4 separate regions of the Homo sapiens genome follow, and regions 1, 3 and 4 are each linked to region 2. Evidence: chromatin contacts called from ENCODE Hi-C or POLR2A ChIA-PET data. All regions are on one chromosome and are shown on one strand. Each heading gives the region's core, a stretch centred on a gene start or an enhancer-like site at or near the end of the contact. The rest is flanking DNA. Distances are from core to core; before and after follow the strand shown.

What was found. Hi-C counts contacts between places; a loop is a spot of excess contacts on that map. ChIA-PET counts read pairs that join two places held with the same protein, here RNA polymerase II (POLR2A). Pooled maps may share reads with other maps.
Region 1: a loop to region 2 is called in a map of CD4-positive, alpha-beta memory T cell, with 2.9 times the contacts of the local background. The contact joins two enhancer-like sites. A Hi-C loop is called at or near these places in 2 of 168 maps with a recorded cell type or tissue (CD4-positive, alpha-beta memory T cell and GM12878), 11 of 37 single-sample maps with no recorded cell type and 11 of 50 pooled maps. POLR2A ChIA-PET finds 5 or more read pairs at or near these places in 1 of 52 experiments (T-cell).
Region 3: a map of naive thymus-derived CD4-positive, alpha-beta T cell shows a loop between it and region 2 (2.5-fold over the local background). The contact joins the promoter of TMEM200A here to the enhancer-like site in region 2. A Hi-C loop is called at or near these places in 1 of 168 maps with a recorded cell type or tissue (naive thymus-derived CD4-positive, alpha-beta T cell) and 6 of 50 pooled maps.
Region 4: a map of naive thymus-derived CD4-positive, alpha-beta T cell shows a loop between it and region 2 (4-fold over the local background). The contact joins two enhancer-like sites. A Hi-C loop is called at or near these places in 2 of 168 maps with a recorded cell type or tissue (CD4-positive, alpha-beta memory T cell and naive thymus-derived CD4-positive, alpha-beta T cell) and 5 of 50 pooled maps.

What each region holds. Positions count from the first base shown.
Region 1 is chr6:130,259,636-130,262,335 of GRCh38, reverse strand. It overlaps a transcript of SAMD3 not described here. Among named protein-coding and RNA genes, the nearest start is that of SAMD3, 38 kb to the right of the region's middle. RefSeq lists enhancers at 1,494-1,613, 1,834-1,973. Within about 2 kb of position 1,380, at least 5 of the 41 ENCODE cell types and tissues checked have a DNase peak (open chromatin) inside an H3K27ac peak, as active enhancers do.
Region 2 is chr6:130,130,769-130,133,806 of GRCh38, reverse strand. L3MBTL3 (L3MBTL histone methyl-lysine binding protein 3) reads right to left here. Exons shown (of 23, transcript NM_032438.4): 21 at 186-355. Among named protein-coding and RNA genes, the nearest start is that of SAMD3, 91 kb to the left of the region's middle. Within about 2 kb of position 1,451, at least 5 of the 41 ENCODE cell types and tissues checked have a DNase peak (open chromatin) inside an H3K27ac peak, as active enhancers do.
Region 3 is chr6:130,364,626-130,367,689 of GRCh38, reverse strand. TMEM200A (transmembrane protein 200A) reads right to left here and starts at 1,673. Exons shown (of 3, transcript NM_001258277.2): 1 at 1,166-1,673. It also overlaps a transcript of SAMD3 not described here. RefSeq lists a silencer at 2,140-2,239.
Region 4 is chr6:130,381,878-130,384,610 of GRCh38, reverse strand. The region is part of intron 1 of TMEM200A (transmembrane protein 200A); the gene reads right to left. Among named protein-coding and RNA genes, the nearest start is that of TMEM200A, 17 kb to the right of the region's middle. Within about 2 kb of position 1,335, at least 2 of the 41 ENCODE cell types and tissues checked have a DNase peak (open chromatin) inside an H3K27ac peak, as active enhancers do.

The DNA.
Region 1 (2,700 bases), core at 131-2,630, 130 kb before region 2:
GGTTTCCTCTAAAAGTTTTTTTTTTTCTTACTTTTTTTCTGTTAGCAAAGCAGTTGCCACTACAAATTGAATGCATTTGGGCCATCCACAGGTTACTGGGTCAAGGATTTTTGATAGGAAGGCCTCAGTGCTTTCGAGATATGCCCTTGTTTACACTGACAACAAAGTGGTATTGGAGTGTTATAGGCTTACGAAGAATACCTTCAATTATCAATTACAGGTTTTAAATTTACCTTGGCTTTTAAAGGAATAGGGTACACCATTTTTTTTTTCTTAACTACTTGTATATATCTCTCTTTGACTTTGTCTTTCTCTCTTTGACTTTCCTTTTGGCTCTGTCTCTTCCTCTCTTTCTCTGCCTCTCTCTTTCTCCTCTCTGTCTCTCTCTCTGTCTCTCTCTGCCTGGCTTATAATGCAGTTCTTTGAACCACTGTGGAGAGATCTAAAACCAGCTGTAACCAAGTGTCTATGTATGGGAACTGGTCTGGATGCCCGGGATTTACAGGTTACCTTGTGCCATACCTTTGAAACAAGGGACCTGTCCAGGCTTCCTTCTGATGGCCAACCCACCTCTAATGCTGGCTGGTCTATTTTACACAAAGTTTTAAGTTTTCCTGGTGTCATAGTACTACATAGTCTCCTTTAAATCCTTTTTGAAATTTTTCAACATAGTTCCTAGTAGGGTGAGCTTATTTGTGCCTGACCCATGCTTCTTCGAGACAAAACACCACGCTCACACCACACACACACCACAAAACAAAGAATGGGTAAAAAGGGCACACACACACTTTTGCAGTTTACACCAAATCAAAATCAAAACCAAAATCAGAGTATCCAGAAATCAAAACCAAAGTATCAAGCAATCCAAGTCAAGTCAAAAACAAAAACCAAAGTGCTGGTACAGGCACACCGTGGGTGATCAGGCCATGCTTCCACTCAAATGGAGTAGGCAAGTTCCCAAGACCGGTCCTGTCAAGCAATTCAAACCAAGTCAAAACCAAAACCAAAGTGCCGATAAAGGCACGCCGTGGGTGATCAGGCCACGCTTCCACTCAAATGGAGTAGGCAAGTTCCCAAGACCGGTCCTGTCAAGCAATTCAAACCAAGTCAAAACCAAAACCAAAACCAAAGTGCTGATAAAGGCACGCCGTGGGTGATCAGGCCACGCTTCCACTCAAATGGAGTAGGCAAGTTCCCAACACCGGTCCTGTCAAGCAATTCAAACCAAGTCAAAACCAAAACCAAAACCAAAGTGCCAATAAAGGCATGCTGTGGGTGATCAGGCCACACTTCCACTCAAATGGAGTGGGCAAGTTCCCAAGACCAGTCCTGTCAAGCAATTCAAACCGAGTCAAAACCAAAACCAAAACCAAACCAAAGTGCCGATAAAGGTACACCGTGGGTCATCAGACCACACTTCCACTCAAACAGAGTAGGCAAGTTCCAAAGACTAGTCTTACCAAGTTTCAGATGTCCAGACTCCAAGTACCAGTTCCTTCCCGGTGTTCAGCCACTGCGTTGATCCTCCACAGGGGGCTGCCACACACTGCTCTGGTGAGGCGTCTCACTGGGCAAATGCCTACCCGGGAGTGCTCTCAGGATCCGCATGGCTTGGGCTGGTTGGAGTCCCCTGCAGGGATGTTCCACAGGGCAGGCTTAAGTCACCTAAGGAGCTGCCTCGACCATTCGCCAATCACCTTGCTTCCCGGTCAGGGAACCAAGAAATGTAGCAGGGCCAGCTGCAGACAAAACTCCTCAGACACTGAGTTAAAGAAGGAAGGGGTTTATTCAGCCGGGAGCATTGGCAAGACTCCTGTCTCAAGAGCCAAGCTCCCCAAGTGAGCAATTCTTGTCCCTTTTAAGGGCTCACAACTCTATGGGGGTCCGTGAGAGAGGGTCGTGATCAACTGAGCAAGCAAGAGGTACGTGACAGGGGCTGCATGCACTGGTGGTCAGAGTGAAACAGAACAGACCAGGAAGTTTCACAATGTCTTTCTATACAATGTCTGGAATCTATAGATAACATCAGTTGCTAGGTCTGGGGTTGAATTTTAACCACCAGGCTTAGGTCAGGCAGGCCCAGGCCTGGTTTCAGGTCTGGTTCCTTGGTTTTGGGTCTGGTTCCTAGGCACCGGGCTACCTGCCTTTAGTTTCACTTCTCTTTCCTTTTCTGAGTATAAAACAATATGAGAGGGTCTGTCTCTATTCTCTCACTATATGTAGTCCATTGTTGAACAAAACATTATTATGCAGTATGTGACTGTATCTATGATATAGAAAGGACTCTAAGAACTCAATAGTTCAAAAGACTAATTAGAAAATGGCCAAAAAACTGAAGAATCCTTGTGATGATGTACTTATTCTTATCTTGACTGTGGTAGATACCTGAAACACGTGATAAAATTGCAGAGAACTAAATGCAGCACACAAATGAGCACAAGTAAAACAAAAAAAAATTGAACAATTTCAGTGGATTAAGTTAATGTCAATATCTTGTTTTTAGCATTGTACTAAAGTTTTGTGAGATGTTATCACTAGAGGAATCTGGGTAAAGGATAGGCAGGCTCTCTCTGTGTTACTTCCTATAACTTTGCACATGAGTGCACAGTTATCTCAAAATAAAAAGTTTTGTTAAAAAAAATACATTGAGTCCAGGTTTTGTGCTCCTCTGACCTGGCAGGCCTTTTCCTCTAAATCGGG
Region 2 (3,038 bases), core at 202-2,701:
CACAGTCAGAATCTAAATGCTACAGGTTCAAAACATTTAACCCATATGCATTAGTTATTTCTCTCACAATAATTTCTTCTCTTTCAGAAAAAAAAAGACTAAACGCTACCTACGCTCAATGTTCCACACCTCTTAAGCCAGTAATCCTGTATCTGGTGTCGGGCAGCAAAGAAAATAAAATATACCTCGTCTGTGCTCCATTTGGAAACTTTACTGGCAGGGATTCCTGCGACAGTTGGAAGAAGTTTGCTTTGCTGCTCCCAGCGCAAGGGCAGACATGGAATTGGGGACTTAAAGGACAGAAAGACAGCTGACCGACGCTGTGCCTGCTGGACGGTGGGTTCTTCCCGGGCACCTGGTCAATGAAAACAAATGGGAAATCACTCTCTGAAAGCAGCAAGAAAGCCCCAAATGCCGTGCATCTCCCAGATAACGAGACTGGAGGTGGGAGTGGTTAAAGCATTGGTTCCTTTCAGCATTATACTATTGAATAGGCTCTTCTTTGTCTTTACTGAAGGTCACTATAAAAAACAACCTGTAAATTCAACTGATATCATTTGCTACAGCACTCATTACTAAAGACATGCTTCATTATGTTGTTCAACGTTGTCTCTTTAATGCTTCAGATAAGAAACGTGCCTCAAAGTTTTAATGGGAAGGAAAGTTAGTCTTATTCTAGGAAGTTGTTTATTTGCTCCCCTTTCTGCTTTGGATGTTGTAAAGGTAACAGCCAAGTTGCATCTCACGTCTAACACCTGTGCTTACCATGTATTCACAGTTGGCATACTTTCTCTCTCCTTTTGTCTCAGGGCTTGGTTTGGTTTTTTAACTTCTTATTTACTAATCATACTGATTTTTTAAATAGCCAATTCAATTTTTTGACAGGGATATGAAATTATTGCAATAAAAATAAAACAGCAGAAATGCAAATGTTTTTGTAATTTTTTACTTGTTCAGATCAAAATTAAAACTACTAAATATTCTTACTGTAGCCTGGGCAACAAGACAAGGTCCCATCTCTTGAAAGAAAAAAAAAAACCCTACTGAATATTCTATTTATGTTAGAGCTTCTGAACCCAAAGCTAGTTTTATGGCTGCTTTCCTAAAACGGCCATTCTCTAGCAAAGGATTTTTGTCCTCTGGACGCTTGACTTAGAGCTGTCAATCGTCGTCTCCTTATGGTCCTTTAGAACAGAAACCTTTTCTGAAAACTCTGTATTCAAAGCACCTCAGAAGAAAGGCACCTCCCATACATTTCCTCTCTGCTCACACACCAGCTCAGTTACAAGGACACCTCAATTCTATCACAAAGCCTTGCTTTTATATCTCTAAGATCTACAGAAAGACACAGAAATCACTAAGTGTAAAGTTCACTGAATTTTCACAAAGTGAACACACCCATGTAACCAACACCCTGACTGAAAACAAAACGTGGCCAGCACACCCTTCCAATCGCACCTCATCTGTCAAGGGTGACCACTTCCTTGACTACTAACACCATAGATTCATTTACCCTTTTTTGAATTGTATTTAAAATGGAAACTTGGGTATCTGGCTTCTTTCTCTAAACAGCATGTTTCTGAGATTCATCCACATTGTTGTGAGTAGTAGAAGTTACCTTCTCTTTCTTGTATGGTTTTTGTGGCTGTGAATACTCTATAATTTATTTGGAGATCATGAACAATGAGCATCTGAGTTGTTTTTAATTTGGTGCTATTACAAACAGTGCTATTACAAACATTCTTGTACAGATTATTTTGTCAGAGGCGTTTGAACCAGAGCAACTCCATCTTGAGCAGGAGCTGGGTAAAATGAGGCTGATACCTACTGGGTCTGAGACAACTGCATTCCCAGATGGTTAAGGCATTCTAAGTCACAGGATGAGCTAGGAGATGTGGACAAGATACAGGTCATAAAGACCTTGCTGATAAAACAGACTGCAGTAAAGAAGCCAGACAAAACCCACCAAAACCAAGTGACCTCTGGTCGTCCTCACTGCTACACTCTCACCAGCGCCAGGACAGTTTACAATTGTCATGTCAACATCAGGAAGTTACCCTATACAGTCTAAAAAGGGGAGGCACAAATAATCCACCCCCTGTTTAGCATATCATCAAGAAATAACCACAAAAATGGGCAACCATTTGGAGTAGTCATTCTTTATTCCTTTCCTTTCCTAATACACTTTTGCATCCTCACTTCACTCTCTGGACTTGCCCCAAATTCTTTCTTGCGCGAGACCCAAGAATCCTCTCCTGGGGTCTGGACTGCGACCCTTTCCTGGTAACAATTTCTTGAATGTACGTATGTGTTTCCATTGCACATATACCAAAGAGTGAAACTCTGAGGTCGCAGCATGTGTGTACATTAAGCTTTGGTAAATCCTGTCAGCTTTCCAAAACAACTGCAGAATACCTACCAACAGCATATGACAGTTCCAATTGCTTCACCTCCACACCAATGCTTGGTATTGTCTATCTTTTTCTTTTTAACCGTTTAGTGGGTGTATAGTGGTATCACATTATGGTTACAAATGCATTCCATGATTAATGATAATCTTTCCCTATGTTTATTGTCCACATAGAGAGGCTCTTTTGTAAAGGGCTTATTTCTACTAGACAAATTTCCAATAGATAAATTTGGTTAAGAAATGACTTCTTTACAATATTGAGTCTTCCAATCCATGAAGAAGCTAAATCCCTCAATTTCTTTGGCTCTTCTTTAATATCTCTCATTAATATTTTGTCATTTTCAGGTAGAGATCTTGCACATCTTTTGTTAAATTTATTCCTATGTATCAGATGTTTCCTGAGGCTGTTATAAGTGGTAAATTTTTAAAAAATTTATTTCTTATTGTTCTGTTACAGTTTTCTAATAAGTTTATTCTTAAACTAGCCTAATCCAAAATTTGAATTGCTCTGAATGCTAGAAAGTCACTATGCTGAGTCAAAAATCTATTTTACTGGAGTTGACACCCACTGGTTCTGGTACTACCTCATTGAGCTTATACAGAAAAATTCTAGTGTCTGCTCCACATG
Region 3 (3,064 bases), core at 424-2,923, 230 kb before region 2:
TGTTTATAAAGAATGAAACTACAACTACATACTTCTGTGTAGGTAAACAGTGGGAAAATAAAGTAAGGTTTAAAAAGTTTCAAAATTTAGTCTACTTTTCACAAAATGATAATGCTTTCTAGTATCAGTAGCCAAATAACAAATTGAAGGTCTTTTTATAAGTGTTCCATAATTCAAGAAACGACAAAGTAAATAGCTTTCACAAGCTCTGGTAATATTTATGCATACAGCACTATAGAAAGTGTGCCTCAAACTTGGTTTGATTGCAAAACCGAGAGTTCAATATTCTTTCTTATAAACAAGAATAATCATCGATTCTTGAAATGTTTTCTATGCAGTTGTCCATAACTACTTCTGAAGGTATTCAGAAGAGACAAGGCAAGAGACACTTTAGTCCAACATATTTAGTTTTTAAATACACCAGACTAAGGTGGACCGGACTAAGGCTGATTCCAATTAGTCAATTACCTGTATGTGCTGCATCTGCCTTTCTCTCCGACATTACCAATGCCCGGTACTGAACAATGAATTGTTATTTAAAAAAAACACACAAACACACACACATTTTTCTAAATCAAACAGCGGTAAATACACACAGAGAGCTTGCGCCTACACAATGTGAAGTGTTGGCTGGAACAATTTATAGCAAAAGAATGATTAATGAAGCAAATCTTAGAAGCCCTCAGTCCTTTCTCTTACAGACAAGACTACAGGGAGAAGAGTAGTGCTGAATTTTGCAAATAATTGCTTTGCCTCTCCATTTTGCCTGTGTAGATTCTACCCCATCCAGATACTGCTTTACGAAACCCTGACCATACTTTGCTCAATCATGAATTAACGCTGTGGACATTACAGAGAATGCTGACTCTCAGGAACCGAGACAAAGGAGGGTGTTGCTTGGAGAAACCCAGCCAGGCGCTCCAGTACTCCGGGTTCTTGGAGGCTGCCCCGCACGGCTTCTCTCGCGCTCCCGGGACTGGGGAGTCTGGACCTGATGGCGGACTTGGTTTATTTCCCAAACTTTAGGAGAGACAGCGTTTACCTAACTCTGGAGGCTGTAGCGGAGGGGAGGGGAGGGCAGAGGGCTGAAGAAGTGCCCGGTTTCGGCTGCGGTGGCCGCCCACCCACCTCCCCACTCCCGTCAGCACCCTTTCCTTCCCCTCACCTGTCCTGAGCACCGGGCCCTGGGGGTCGGGTCGCCTCTCCCTGTTCTCAGTCCTGGTCTCACTCCAGGAGCTGTCGGGACGTCGGGCGCCTCTGGAGGCGGACGAAGAAGGCGGCAGGGTCGGGGGCGTCAGCGGGAATCTCGGCCGCCGCGGGCAGCCGCGGTCTCCCTCCCCATCCCAGGGCTCGGGCGGCCACCGCGGGCGGATGAGTCAGGCGAGGGGGCGGGTGGCAAGGGGTGCAAGCGGACGGAGGGTGGGGGCGCCCCTATGCCCGCGCCGGGGGGGCACCGGAGGCCTCGGGGCAGGGGATGCGCCGCTGCCGGTGCTCACAGAGGGCCGCCGCCATCCGGGCGCAGAGTCCAGGCGCGCCTGCCCTCGGAGGGCACCGGGCGCAGCAAGCCGGGCAGGGGAGAGGGAGTCGCCGCTCAGGCGGCGCCGCCACCGCGTCCAAGAAAGACAAAAGGGACCGGGAACGGGAGGGGAAAAGTTTTCTGCTCGGCTCCAGATGGATCCCAGCCCCAAACCTCACGCCATAAAGCCCCGAAGAGGCGGGTTGGGGGCGGGGGCCGGGGCGGACTTCCAGGGGCGTGGCTGCGCGCCTGCGACCCCGGACCGTGCCAATCTCGCCGCCGCCCCAAAACCTGTGGGAAACCCCAGTCCTGCCACCCACTCCTCCTGGAGGACGCAGACAGGATCTGCTCTGCAGGAGCCCAGGCCGGCCGATCCGCGTCCCGGCCACAAAGTTGCACTTCGAGAGCCCAAATCACCCGCAGACAAAACCCATCTTTGGGAACAAAGTACCCGCTTGCAGGCGCTCTTCCCGGGCTGGAAGGCTGGCGTGCGGAAACGGACACACCCACCCGTGGGGCCCGCCTCTAGCTACCGCGGGACCACCGGTTACCGAGCCAGGGACCCGGCTCCCCCAGTTCTCCGGAGCGGCTGGGGAGCTCCAGCCGACTCGCAGTATTCCCGGAGCAGGCACCGCAGGACCCTGGCTCCACGCCCCTCGGACGCTTTCTCCTCAGATGCCGCCCGGCGGGCCGGGGTCCCCCTGGCGGGCTGCGCGGGCGCTGCGCGAGCTAAACCAAACCTGGCCGGAAAAGACGCGGCCAAGGCCCGCTCCGTCCACGCTTCCCGCCGGCCCGGCAAGGGGTTCCGGAGAACGGCTTGGGGGGGCGAGAACCATGGGCGGGGGAAATGGAAGACAGAGGGAACTGAAGCACGGGGGTCTTCGATGAGCAGTGCGGATGTTCGACTCCAAACATCAAAGCCAACGAGAGGTTCAGGTTACTCCTCCTTGACCCCAAACATCCAGTGAGTGGAGACTGGCCTGTTCACAGAGTAAAATATGTCGTCTCTAATTCGGCAAAGACGGTGATGACTGTATATATGCAGGCCAATTCCGTAAGTAAAGTTTCATGTAAAACTAATTACCGGATATTCCAACCACCCCCTGTGCAGGCCAGCCGCATGCACAAGGTGTGTGCTATGCTTGTGTCCCCTGGATCTGTTTTAAGTGATAGAAGGCAAGTATGATATTCTGGTGCAGTGTATTTGTTTATTTCGGCGTGTGATCTGTTTATCTCGTTTTCAAGAAAAGTTTGCTTCTGGGGGGGTATAAAATCCGTGTTTGGGGGGTGGGGGAGAGCCATGCAAAAATTTCCACATTAGAAAAAAAAGTCTTTAAAATCAGATATGGCAATGAGAAGAGACTGTAGAAATGGATTTCCTGTGGTATAACCTTCTTGCCTTGACTAGAAGAATTTAGAGATTGGGCACTTTTAGTGGAGATGTCACAATCAAAATGTTTTATAAAAAGAAAGAAAAGAAAACTAAAGGAGTTACGGTGGGGGAAGGATGAGTCACCTTTATAAACCATCTGTGGTTTTATTTTTACC
Region 4 (2,733 bases), core at 86-2,585, 250 kb before region 2:
GCCAGGCAGGATGGATCACACCTATAATTGCAGCACTTTGGAAGGCCAAGGTAGGAGGATCCCTTGAGGTCAGGAGTTCAAGACCAGCCTTGGCAACATAGCAAGACCCCATCTCTACAAAACATTAAAAAATTCACTGGGTGTGATGGCATACACTTGCAGTCTCACCTACTCGGGAGGCTGAGACAGGAGGATTACTTGAGCACAAGTATTTGAGGGTACAGTGAGCTATGATCATGCTACCGCTTTCTGGCCTGGGCAAACCTTTAAATAAATAAATAAAACAAAAATAAAAACACAGGTAACAGAACATTATACAGCCTTTACAAAGGCATGCTTACAAAAATTTCAGTAACATGATAAATGCTTATAATAAACTACCAAAAAGCATTCACAAACGGTAAGCTTATTTCTTATAAAAGACTAACAACAACTGACAACGTTGAGAAAGTACTTAACAAGTGATTTCTTCTTTTCTCTCTTTTCTTTTTTAGACAGAGTCTCACTTTGTCACTCAGGCTGGAGTGCAGTGTTGGCATCTCAGCTTACTGCAACCTCCATTTCCTGGGTTCAGGCGATTCTCGTGCCTCAGCCACCCAAGTAGTTGGGACCACAGGTGTGCACCACCACACCTGGCTAATTTTTTGTATTTTTAGTAAAGATGGGGTTTCACCATGTTGGCCAGGCTGGTCTCAAACTTCTGACCTCAAGGGATCCCCCCCGTCTCAGCCTCCCAAAGTGCTGGGATTACAGGCATGAACCACCGCTCCCTGCCTCTTCTTTTCTCATATAATTTGAATAAATTATTCCTACGAGGTTCTATGGGTCCCATGGCCTCCAAAGTTTTAATACTTGTCAGAATTATTCAAAACATTTTAAAAAGGAAAAAATAATCTTTTATACTCATAATGAAGGCAGTATTCACCATGTCTTCATATTCATTTTTACCTTGATGCCAACCACCTGTGATTTGTTAAAACACTAAAAATTAAAAGGAAACTAAAAATACTTACTAGCGTTTTAAATCACAACAGCTCATAATTTATTGATCAGTATTTTCAGAGATCCAGAAAGCTATGTCTGGATACACAGCTGAGTGAAGATGGCTATGGGAACCAGATTATTTGCCATCGCCAGACATTCAAGTTTTCAAACTTCAACTTTATTAAGACGGCATCATGAACGTTTCAAAACATCAAAGTGAATAAGGCCAAGAATGGGAGCAGATTATCCCCTGTCATAAATACTTCCCATCTGGCTGTTGTGGAATGCCAGCATGTTGGAACTTGCTGCTCACCTCACAGTGTCTCATTCTTTTCAGGATGGCATTGCTGACTTCCTAGCAATTGGGAAGAGAAAAATTCCAAGGCTAGGGTGGCTCTTTTTCTGAGCTAGTTAATGCCCTTGGTTTGATATGACGTGTTCCTCAGTTGAGTGGAACTGTCTTGCCCGATGCTACGGACAACTAATGAATCCCATGGAGTGCCGTCCTAATTCAATTGAATGTGACAAATTTAATAATGCCTGAGCAAATAGATGTAGGCCATGAGGAGGAGTCACAAACACAGTGTAACATCATGCCTGGCCTCAAGGAACTCACACAGCCCCTTGGGTGAGATGGTTTGCTTCCTGATCTAGAGTCACTAGGGAGGCAAAGCAGGTGCCTCGAGGAACCAGGCCACAGACAAGTGACTTCACAAATAACACAAATGTTCCTGCTTCATGCCACTAGCTCGCCCCTTCCCCAAGAAGATGGAAGAAGTTCTTGAAGGCCAGAGGAAGGGGGATACTTTTAGTGGGGCTCAGTCATTACCCTGAATCCATCCACTAGTCTCCAAAAATCAAGCACTCAATTCTCCATCAACAGAGCTGAAATGGGCTCTAATTTTTGGTAACATTGCCAGTGGTAAAATCACTAAAGGAAAAAAAAATCTTTCATGTTCCACTCTCCACTCAACTCTCTTTGTTGTCCTGAGGAGATTAAGTCCACTTCTACTACTTATAGCCCTGGGTTTAGGATAGAGACAGAAGATAGACCAGTCACTATCATTTCATACAAGCTTATCTGCTGGCATGAGCAAAGCACCCTGAAGGTGCTGGAAGGTGCAACCAACTCTCCTGAGAAAGGCCAGAGAAGACTCCACGAAAGAGATGCACTAATTCAAGGTGGGTCTAGAAGAATGAAAAATGCCTCCCCAGCAAGGATTTCCCATCCAGGCAGAGCTAACAGCTGTTTCATGTAGAGCATGCATGTGCACAGGGCAAGTGTAACCAGGTGAGACGGAATGGAGAGAGGCAAGTGCGAGCCGAAAGGGAAGGGAACAACACTGGGCAGTGTCCACTTTGTGCCACACACTGTGCCAGATCTTCACTTACATGGCCTTTCATACTGCCCCCCACCAACCTCCTAAGGTGGTCATGCTGCCCTACACTAAACTGGAGCTCTGCAAGGTGAAGTAATTTGCCCAAGGTTTCATAGCTCTTAGGTAGTAATGCTCTAATCCTCCTGTGATTTTCAAATTATCCTTGGCAATGGGATTCTTTTTTCCAAAAAAAATCTCAACTGAATCATAAGTAGCCCAGATCATAAAAGGTTCACAATATATCTTTAAAACTATCTTTGAAGGAGAGCCACTTCAGCAAGGCAGCCAGATGGCAGTGTGTTCTGGAGTGAACGGAAGAGGAAGCCACAGATCAGAGAAGCTGCAGACAGGTCGGTTAACCATCCTTTCA